3 separate regions of the Mus musculus genome follow, and regions 1 and 2 are each linked to region 3. A link is a contact called in ENCODE Hi-C data. All regions are on one chromosome and are shown on one strand. Each heading gives the region's core, a stretch centred on a gene start or an enhancer-like site at or near the end of the contact. The rest is flanking DNA. Distances are from core to core; before and after follow the strand shown.

Region 1 (2,814 bases), core at 152-2,651, 240 kb before region 3:
CTTAATAACATAATGATCTCCATTCACAGATTTTAACAGTCAAGCTCAAAACTTACACATTCTAGAAAGCAGATGACCGGAATGAAGTCACCTACAAGCCAGTACCTCAGCCTCTTTCCAGGACATTTCCCAGCATGCCAAGCTTCATTGTTTCCAGGAGGGCTTCAGATATGTGTTCTTCATCTGATGACAGAGGTTACATCATATGCTCAGCATCAGAAGTTCCCGCATATCTCAGCAAGTGAGAAATCACCCCCATGCTGAATAGAGGACGTTTTCTCATATATTAGCAAGCAGAGTCACATTCCCTCTTCTTGAGAGATGTTTTTCTCTTTGATGAGATAATTAGATTCACTGCCTTCTTGGGGATGGCTTCAGGGGTATCAAACACATGTTAATATTTTGTCCTCATTTCTGCTGAGTTGATTCAGATATATACTCTAAAAGATCTATATTCTTGCCCATCACCCCACTCATGCAGTGAACCTCACAGTTCTGTGTGGAGACAACCAATGGTGGAGAAATTTTCTGAAAGAACACAATACTTGTCTGCACCCAGAAAAATTTTAGTGAGCGAAATGCTCCTTCCCATCAACCTCTGATGCATAGACTTGTTCTGCACTTGCTTCCATCTCTGTGTGTAAAGTACAAAGGAATCCTACAAGAGATACTGATGAAGAGCTGAGCCCATTCTCGAGATAGTTTTTGAAAGTAAAGGCAAATAATTCTGTATTCTCAAAGTTGCTTTGACTGCTTTTTAAGTGGTAGAAATGAAATGTAGGTGTATTTATCACTTGCCCAATTCTATATACAATTAAAGTCATAGCTCGTTTAATTCTTATCTCTATCTACCACTGGAAATTAAATATAAATATACAGAATTCCTAGTCAATTAGTTTAATTAATTTTAGTCTTTCTAATGAATGCCTTCTTTCTCTAGAGAAAGGGGAACAATACATTCTTGAAAGTAAAACACCATAAGAACAATAAGAAATTAATTTGGCTTGAGATTAGTACAGTCTCTTGTCATATTGTCTTCTATATACATACATGCTGGCAAATCACAACAATTTTATATTGCATTGATGGTCACATTGAGTTGGTCATAATGTAGGTGAGACATGAATTGGTAGACCATAACAGACAAGAAAGAAAGAAAGAAAGAGAGAGAGAGAGAGAGAGAGAGAGAGAGAGAGAGAGAGAGAGAGAGAGAGGAAGGAAGGAAGGAAGGAAGGAAGGAAGGAAGGAAGGAAGGAAGGAAGGAAGGAAGGAAGGAAGGAAGGAAGGACGGAAGGCAGGCCGGTCTCTTTTCATCTACAATAAGCTAATAAGCTGCATTTTATGTCAGGTTATATCTGTGGCCCTGTCAAACCAAAGTCCCCAGACATCAAGCACAGGAAAATGTTCAACAGCAGTCAATTCACCCCAAAATACTTCCTGCTGACCGGTTTCCCTGGTCTGGAAGCATGGTACCCTTGGCTGATCTTCCCATTCTGTTTCACATATACTATAGGCATCATGGGCAATACCCTCATTCTGGCTGTGATCAGAAAAAACAGTTCTCTGCACCAGCCGATGTTCTTGTTCCTGGCCATGCTGGCCTTCTCCGAGCTTGGTGTCTCTGCTTCGACCCTGCCCACTGTGCTCAGCATCTTTCTGCTCGGTGCCAATAAAATCTGCTTTGAAGCCTGCCTTTTGCAGATGTTCTCCATACATTCATTTTCCATCATGGAGTCAGGAGTTCTTCTAGCCATGTCTGTGGATCGCTTTGTCGCCATCTACAACCCACTCCGATACACCGCCATCCTGACTCTGCCCCGCATTGCTGGTACCAGTCTTACACTTGGATTGAAGAGTCTGTTGCTCATGTTCCCCTTGCCTTTTCTCCTAAAGCGTCTGCCTTTCTGTGGTCACAATGTGCTTTCCCATTCCTACTGTCTGCACTCAGATCTAATCCAACTTCCCTGTGGGGACACTCGTCCCAACAGCATTCTGGGGCTCTGCATCGTAACTTCCACTTTTGGGCTGGACTCTCTGCTCATTGTTGTCTCTTATGTGTTGATCCTGTACACGGTACTAAACATTACCTCTGGGGAGGGGCGGAGGAAAGCTCTCAATACCTGTGTGTCACATATGTGTGCAGTTCTTGTGTACTATGTGCCTATGATCAGCGTGGCTCTGGTGCATCGATTCATGAAGCATGCTGTACCTGCTGTTCGCCTTCTCCTGGCCAACATCTATCTTCTGGTACCACCGATGCTCAATCCCATCATCTACAGTGCTAAGAACAGGCAGATTCGCCAGGGGTTAATACAACTCTTTCTTCAAAGAAAATATTAAAAGACTCTAGCCCACCAATTAGAGGCCCCCCACACCAGTCATATTACCAAAAGCAGTATAGAAATAGAGAGCTGTTAGTTTACAATGCTAGAAAACTTGAAAGTATCTCATGTTGATGAATACGTAGAGAACAAGCATTGCCATGCAGCTCATGCATCGATTAACTTGCTAGTTTGTTCACATGTTCTTAATCCAGCAGTTCCGATGCTCAGACCTGGCCTAAATTTATAGTCTGTTTCCTTATTATGGCAGATACTTAAATGCAAAAATCTCTCTAGAAATATTCAAGATAGTACATTTTGTTTTGTTCAAACAAAAGGACAGGGCTGTAGATGGCTCATCAGTTAAGAGCACATCTTACTCTACCAAGGGACAAAAGTTTAGTTGTCAGAATCCACCCAACTACCTGTAACTCCAGCTTCAGAGAATTTTTTAATGTCTTCTTTTCAATTTTGTAAGAATCAGAAGCACTCA
Region 2 (3,080 bases), core at 216-2,715, 260 kb after region 3:
AATTTGACACGTATCCCCTAGACGTTTCCACATTTAAAAACTGGACAACCCTAAAACATGCATTTTAATATCTCATAACATATGGTGGTTAAGAGAGTTAATTGCTATGTTCAGAAAACAGGTGTACACAACTGATTGAAAGCAAGACAGAGCAAAGGGAAAGGGGATGAATGGGCTCTTGAGAACCCTCAAGCCAACCTGGACACAGGAAGTCCTGACCTGTGTCTTCTGGAGTCTACATTAGTTTGGGTGAAGCCTGGATTCCCTGCTCCAAGTCCTTTCTTTTCTTTCATGGTTCTCAAGATCTCTAGATCTTTCTATCAGCAGACATTTTTCATTCTTTTATGTCATCAAATTCAATTAGGAGCTCTTGCTGTGCCTCCTAGGGCACTAATGTTCATGTGTAATCCCAGGAGCTGGGGAGGCTGACACAGAACAATTCCATGAGGTCAGCCTGGGATATACAGGAATTAAAAAGCTGTCACTTCTTGAGAGTGCTCCTTTGCTGTTCTCTCTCTGTCTCTCTGTTTCTTTCTGTTTCTCTCTATCTCATCCAATCTTCCTTTCACCCTATCCTCTGTCTCTTTCCTTGGGATTAAATTAGGAGCTGGTAGAAACTTGCAAGTGCTCCTCCAGCCCACTAATTGCACCCAAATTAGCTAAATAGATTTGGTCTTATTAGGTCCTTGGACTCTGGATCTTACTGTGTCGTCTTTCGTTGTATCCAGAATTACTAGTCTGGGGTGATCTAGATTCAGATACAGGACATATGGCATATGGGGAAGGGTAGGCAATGGTAATGATTTTAAAGTGACATTAGGAATTCCCTACAGACTTCAGGCTATTTTATAGTACAAGTACATTAATAGGAGGCTGCAAAGAGATCAAGACTTCCAATCACAGACAAAGATCAAAGGAAATAAGCCCTTAGAATCATGGGTAAATCTACTATTACTCAGAGAAATCTTAACCTTTTTTTTCAAACACCCCTCTGGCTATACTACTTCTTTGGAGGGAAATCAGTGTCTGTGTTGGAGCAGAAGATTCATGCTGCAACTCATAATTAAAGATTAGAAAAAAGACTGGAGTCTGTTTGGAAAAATAACGGACCTTTCCAGACAGGTCATAAGAGCTGTCTTCCTCAAGGCCACCCTGTCTCTGGCTCTCATCCCCATAATATTCAGCAGGAAGCCAGCAGTTCCCCCCCAACCTCTTCCTGCTTTTTAACTTCAACTTAAACTCACCAGAGCAAAGACTGTGTCTTCTTCTAAATTCCTCCAAACTCTGCAGTTGAAAATTGGCTCACACCTTCAGATACCAACCAAGAGACCCAGGATTTGTGGAGAGGAGCAAACACAGGCAAGAGTCTAAGTCCTGAGGATTCAGCCAACTGTGCTGGTCCTCTTGGGAGCCAGTAGAGAAATGAAAGTTAAGACTGTGAGGGCAGGAACTGAGAAAAAGAAACTAAAAACAACCAACCAGTGGGGTGGTACCCCATCAATATCTGAGGTTTTACCACCAGAGGGAGTCAGTTGCCTTAGGTCAGCTTTGCCTTCCAGTAACTTGGGACATTTTTTTTCAGAACTACAGAAACTTGTTATGTCACTTGTTCAGACTCATGATACAATCAACCAAAAAGTTCCTGACCCTCTGGGAATGTGGAAAGAAAGCCTTCCCCATGGGCTTCTCCTGCACTTGAGCTCCTGTTTTGGCTTTGCCTTGGTGGCAGGTGTGGCCTAAAGGGAAGGAAAAACAAGGCTAGGGACAGAAAGCTGCCGTGTTCCTCTGAGGTTGGAGCTGGACTCTTACCGGAAGAGAACAGGAAGGAAGTTGCAGTTCAGGGAGCTGCCACACAAGCAAGATTTCCCACCCATCAGGGACAGAATGGGGAGGAGTCATGTGCAGAGCCAGGCAGAAACACCTCACCACCCTCACAGCAGAGAGAGCAGTGAGCTGCAGAGGGCTCTCCAGTTGTTCCATGATGTCCCTCAGATTATGTATTCTGTAACTGAATAGACTTTGTCCCTTCACAGTGCCGAGCTGATCCATTCATTCATTTTCCCCTTTCCAGGAGTCCCTCTACAGGATGTTTCACAAGGTCCCATTTGATTTAGGATTTGTTTAAAGACCAGTACTACTGCTACACCATTCCCTGAATAAAAGGTGGAAATCTGTAGAGCTTCTCTGAGAGTAGTGTTTGCCTATCATTATAGAGTCTGATGGTGGACCCTCAGCACTGTACAAAATCAGGTGTGGTGGCTCCTGCATGTGATCTGTCTTAGTTACTCCGAACTGCTGGGATAAACACCATGACTGGGACAAGTTGTAAGGAAAGTGTTTCATTTGGGGCTCACAGTAGAGTTCATGACCACCACAGTAGGACACATGGCACCAGGCAGGGAGACAAGGTGCTGGAGCAGGAAATGAGAAGTCACACCTTGAGACACAAACTAGACAAGAGGCAGAGGCAGAGAGAAAATGTTGTTGTTGGTGGTCAGAATCTACTGAATCCTGAAAGCTTGCATCCATGCCATACCTTCTCTAATAATGCCACACTACCAATCTTCTTTTCTTTTCTTTTTTTTTTTTAAGGATTTTTTTTTTATTGGATAGTTTCTTTACTTACATTTCAAATGTTTTTCCCTTTCCAGGTCTTCCCTTCGGAAACCCCCTACTCCTACCTCTATGAAGGTGTTCCCCCTCCCCCACTCCTATCTTCCTGCCCTAGCATTGTCACATACTGATGCATCTAATATCCTCAGGCCCAAGGGTTACTCCTCCCACTGATGTCCAACAAGGCCATCCATCATCTGCCACATATGTGGACATAGCCATGGCTCCTTCCATGTGTACTCTTTGGTAGATGGTCCAGTTCCCAGGAGCTCTGGTGGTTCTGGCCCGTTGACACTCTTGTTCCCTCCATGAGGATGCAAACCCTGTCAGCTCTTTCAGTCCCTTCTCCAACTCCTACACTGAGGACCCTGCTCTCTGTCCAATGGTTGTCATTGAGCATCTGCCTCTGTATTTGTCAGTCTCTGGCAGAGTCTCTCAGGAGACAGCCTTATCAGTCTCCCATCAGA
Region 3 (3,291 bases), core at 170-2,669:
TACACACACACACACATATACATGTATGCACACACAAATGAACAAATTTAATTTTCTTAATATAGAAATCTATAGGATCAGCAGTAAATTTTCTACCTTACTATGATGCATAAATACAGAATTAAGGTGTGTGTAAAAAAATAACTGATTTGTCACAAATATTTTAAGTGAAAACAGAACAGCAACTTCCATTGTTATCAATGAGTCTTTATTACCTTAGCACAGCCAAAAAGAATTGAAAGATTCTCCTTAAGATAAGTTGTTTATTTTCAGAAGCGAGATAAATACCTTTATCTTCTAAACTCTGAGCTTCTTTTCCTAAAACTAAAATGGTTGAGGAGGCTTCTGCATAAAATAACTAAGAAAGCAAAACCCCAATAGCTCCATGTGTCGTCTCCTGGAGGTCAGTGGTTGCTGGTTCAGCCTTTTACCTACTATACTTTATGAAATGGCCCAAGATCCAAGACTTCAGTCACTGAGATCATTTGGGGAAGAGCAGAAGAATGGCTTTGTCCCGGATCTGCTTGGTCTTCACTCCATAGACAATAGGGTTGAGTGCAGGTGGGATGATTACATACAGGTTGGCAAACATAATATGAAAAGTGCGGGGGACATTTCGCCCAAAGCGATGAGCAAGGATGGAGAAGAAGGCTGGTATATAGAACATGAGGATGACACAGACATGGGAACCGCAGGTGCTCAGGGCCTTCTGGCGTGCATCTCGGGAGGGAAGGCGAAAAACAGCACATAAAATGAGAGTGTAGGAGATGGCTATGAGGATCACATCTATAATCACTGTCATGATGGGGACACAAAACCCATACCAGATGTTGATGGAGATATCTGCACATGCCAGCCGGGCAACACCAATGTGTTCACAGTAGGTATGGGCAATGATGTGTGTCCTGCAGAAGGGTAGGCGATTCACAAGGAAAACACATGGCACAAAAACACAGAAACTTCGGAAAGAGATTCCCACAGCAATTTTGACAATGGTTTTGGGTGTGAGAATAGTGGTATACCTCAAGGGTGAACAGATGGCCACATAGCGGTCAAATGCCATGGCCAATAAGATAGCTGAGTCCAAGACAAAGCTGTAGTGTAAAAAGAATAACTGAGTCAGACATCCAGGAAAACTGATTTCCTGAGGACCAAACCAAAAGATGCTAAGGGTCTTGGGGACACAGGTGGTAGACAATATGAGGTCAGTCATGGCCAACATGGAAAGGAAGAAGAACATGGGGGAATGAAGACTGTGTTCCACTGCAATAAGGTAGAGAAGGATGCTGTTGCCCAGGATGGCCACGAGATAGATAAAGCAGAAAGGGATACTGATCCAGACATGGTACTGCTCAAGTCCAGGGATGCCCGAGAGAGTGAAGGGGCCAGTGTTGTAGCTACTCACGTTGTGCATAACCATTGAGATCTGAAGAATAATTAGTTCTTCTGTCCTAAAATCAAGCGTGTATGGTGAGCATGAGCAATTGTGCACTCACTCTTTCTCCACAAACTCTTTGGGAGCAGTTCTGTTTTCTATATTTGAAAAAGAAAATCCGATTACCATTAAGAGCAATACTCATGGGCAGGAGAGATGGCTCAGTGGTTAAGAGCACTGGCCTCTCTTCCAGGGGACTTATGTTCGATTTCTGACACTTATTTTGTGGATATGGTGGCTCACAGTCACCTGCTAAATCCAGTCCCACATCCTGATCTAAGCAGGCAACAGGCACACACATAATAAATACACATATATACATTCAGGCAAAACACTCACATACAAAGTAAATAAATAAACAAACAAATTCCCCTCCACCCCAAAGAGAGTCATGGTCATGACTTTAACAAAGAGCTATCAGACCCCTGGTGTTAATTCCCACATTTCAATAGAAACCAAATCAAGAGAAATAACTTGTCCAGTTTATAAAATGCTAATCCTATTTAAATGACCATGTTTTCCCTGAGTCTATATAATTCATCACTGCATGGATATGTATAGGGAAAAGTATTCTAACTGCCTTCAGGAATAGGATTACACTAAAGAGAATGTCCCACTATCGGGAACATGAAGTAATTTAACAATTTTGGATGCCTACTTTACTCCAACATGTCTAATGTGTTATCTCATTTAGAAACCCTTCGTTAAAAATGAATTTTGTCTCCAGATGGTGGTGGCGCATTCCGTTGACCCCAGCACTCTGAAGGCGAAGGCAGGCAGATAATCTGTAATTTTGAGGCCAGTCTGGTCTACAGAGTTCCAGGACAGCCAAGGATACACAGTTATACCTTGTTTGGGGGAGGTGGGGGGAAGGATTTGTTTCTTTTTCTTTTGTTTTGTTTTGAGAAACTCAAGTCATCCCTCTGGCCAAGGAGCCAAATCACTAGATTCCATGACCAGTATTCTTTCATGGGGTCACCCTTTACCTGGTGGTACATGCAGATCTTGTGAAATGGCAAGGATTCACAAGAGATTTTAAGATGTAAAAGGAACAGTCCTAAGCGGAACCCAGATCTGTCAAAACACCAACCCACCCCAGTTTCGGTCACTGTCCTCCTTGGAACCTGCAGAAACAAGCTCTCTGAGACAGGACTGCCTGATGCCGCCTCGTGAAGTAGATATGAAGCTGAGCCTCCAATCTACCTTAAGGATGAAGGAGAAAACGCTTAAGAGTTGGAGAAGACTGAGTCTTTGTATTTTCTAAATATAATGCTGGAAGGACCTCTAGTGGGTGAACACAGAATTTTTTTATTCTAAATGCTGAGTTGAAGCAATACCCGCCCCGCCCCCCCAATACTCAGATTTGTTTTGAGAATTTTCAGCATTCGACAATTGAAAAATCTTAGCATGAAACCACTTTTGTAACTTTCCTAAACGTCATCTAAGAAGATTGGGGCCTGGCTTGGATGGTATAGTGCCTGCTTTGCCTATAGAAAGAAGATTTATCACCCTCCCCCCACGTCCTGGTGCCACCACATGCCTGTAATCCCAGCACTAGGGAAGATCAGAAGTTAAATTCATCCCGAGCTAAATAGCAAATTTGAGGCCAGTCTGGGATATATGAGGCCCTCTCTTTAAGAAACAAACAAAACCTACAAGACACATCATAATATTATCCATATTTTGCAGATGTAGAAACTAACCCAGAGAGCAACACACTCTCTTCCAAAGACTACACAATAATTGAACAATAAGTCTCATAGTCGAAATCAAACACCAAGCCTTTTCCAAAACCTCTATGTTCACAAGCAAAATTCACTACACAGCCGGTAATTTTATGGAAAACAGAAAATACG

What was found. A loop is a pair of places that touch in the nucleus more often than their neighbours do.
Region 1: a map of v-Abl transformed pro-B cells shows a loop between it and region 3 (4-fold over the local background). The contact joins the promoter of Olfr633 here to the promoter of Olfr649 in region 3. A Hi-C loop is called at or near these places in 4 of 37 maps with a recorded cell type or tissue (T-helper 2 cell, regulatory T cell and v-Abl transformed pro-B cells).
Region 2: a loop to region 3 is called in a map of v-Abl transformed pro-B cells, with 2.5 times the contacts of the local background. The contact joins the promoter of Trim30a here to the promoter of Olfr649 in region 3. A Hi-C loop is called at or near these places in 3 of 37 maps with a recorded cell type or tissue (heart and v-Abl transformed pro-B cells).

What each region holds. Positions count from the first base shown.
Region 1 is chr7:103,945,167-103,947,980 of GRCm38, forward strand. It overlaps Olfr633 (olfactory receptor 633), which reads left to right and starts at 1,402. Exons shown (of 1, transcript NM_146354.1): 1 at 1,402-2,340. The coding sequence starts at 1,402. The coding sequence ends at 2,340.
Region 2 is chr7:104,444,660-104,447,739 of GRCm38, forward strand. Trim30a (tripartite motif-containing 30A) reads right to left here and starts at 1,466. Exons shown (of 8, transcript NM_001357467.1): 1 at 1,245-1,466.
Region 3 is chr7:104,188,786-104,192,076 of GRCm38, forward strand. It overlaps Olfr649 (olfactory receptor 649), which reads right to left and starts at 1,420. Exons shown (of 1, transcript NM_147055.1): 1 at 482-1,420. The coding sequence starts at 1,420. The coding sequence ends at 482.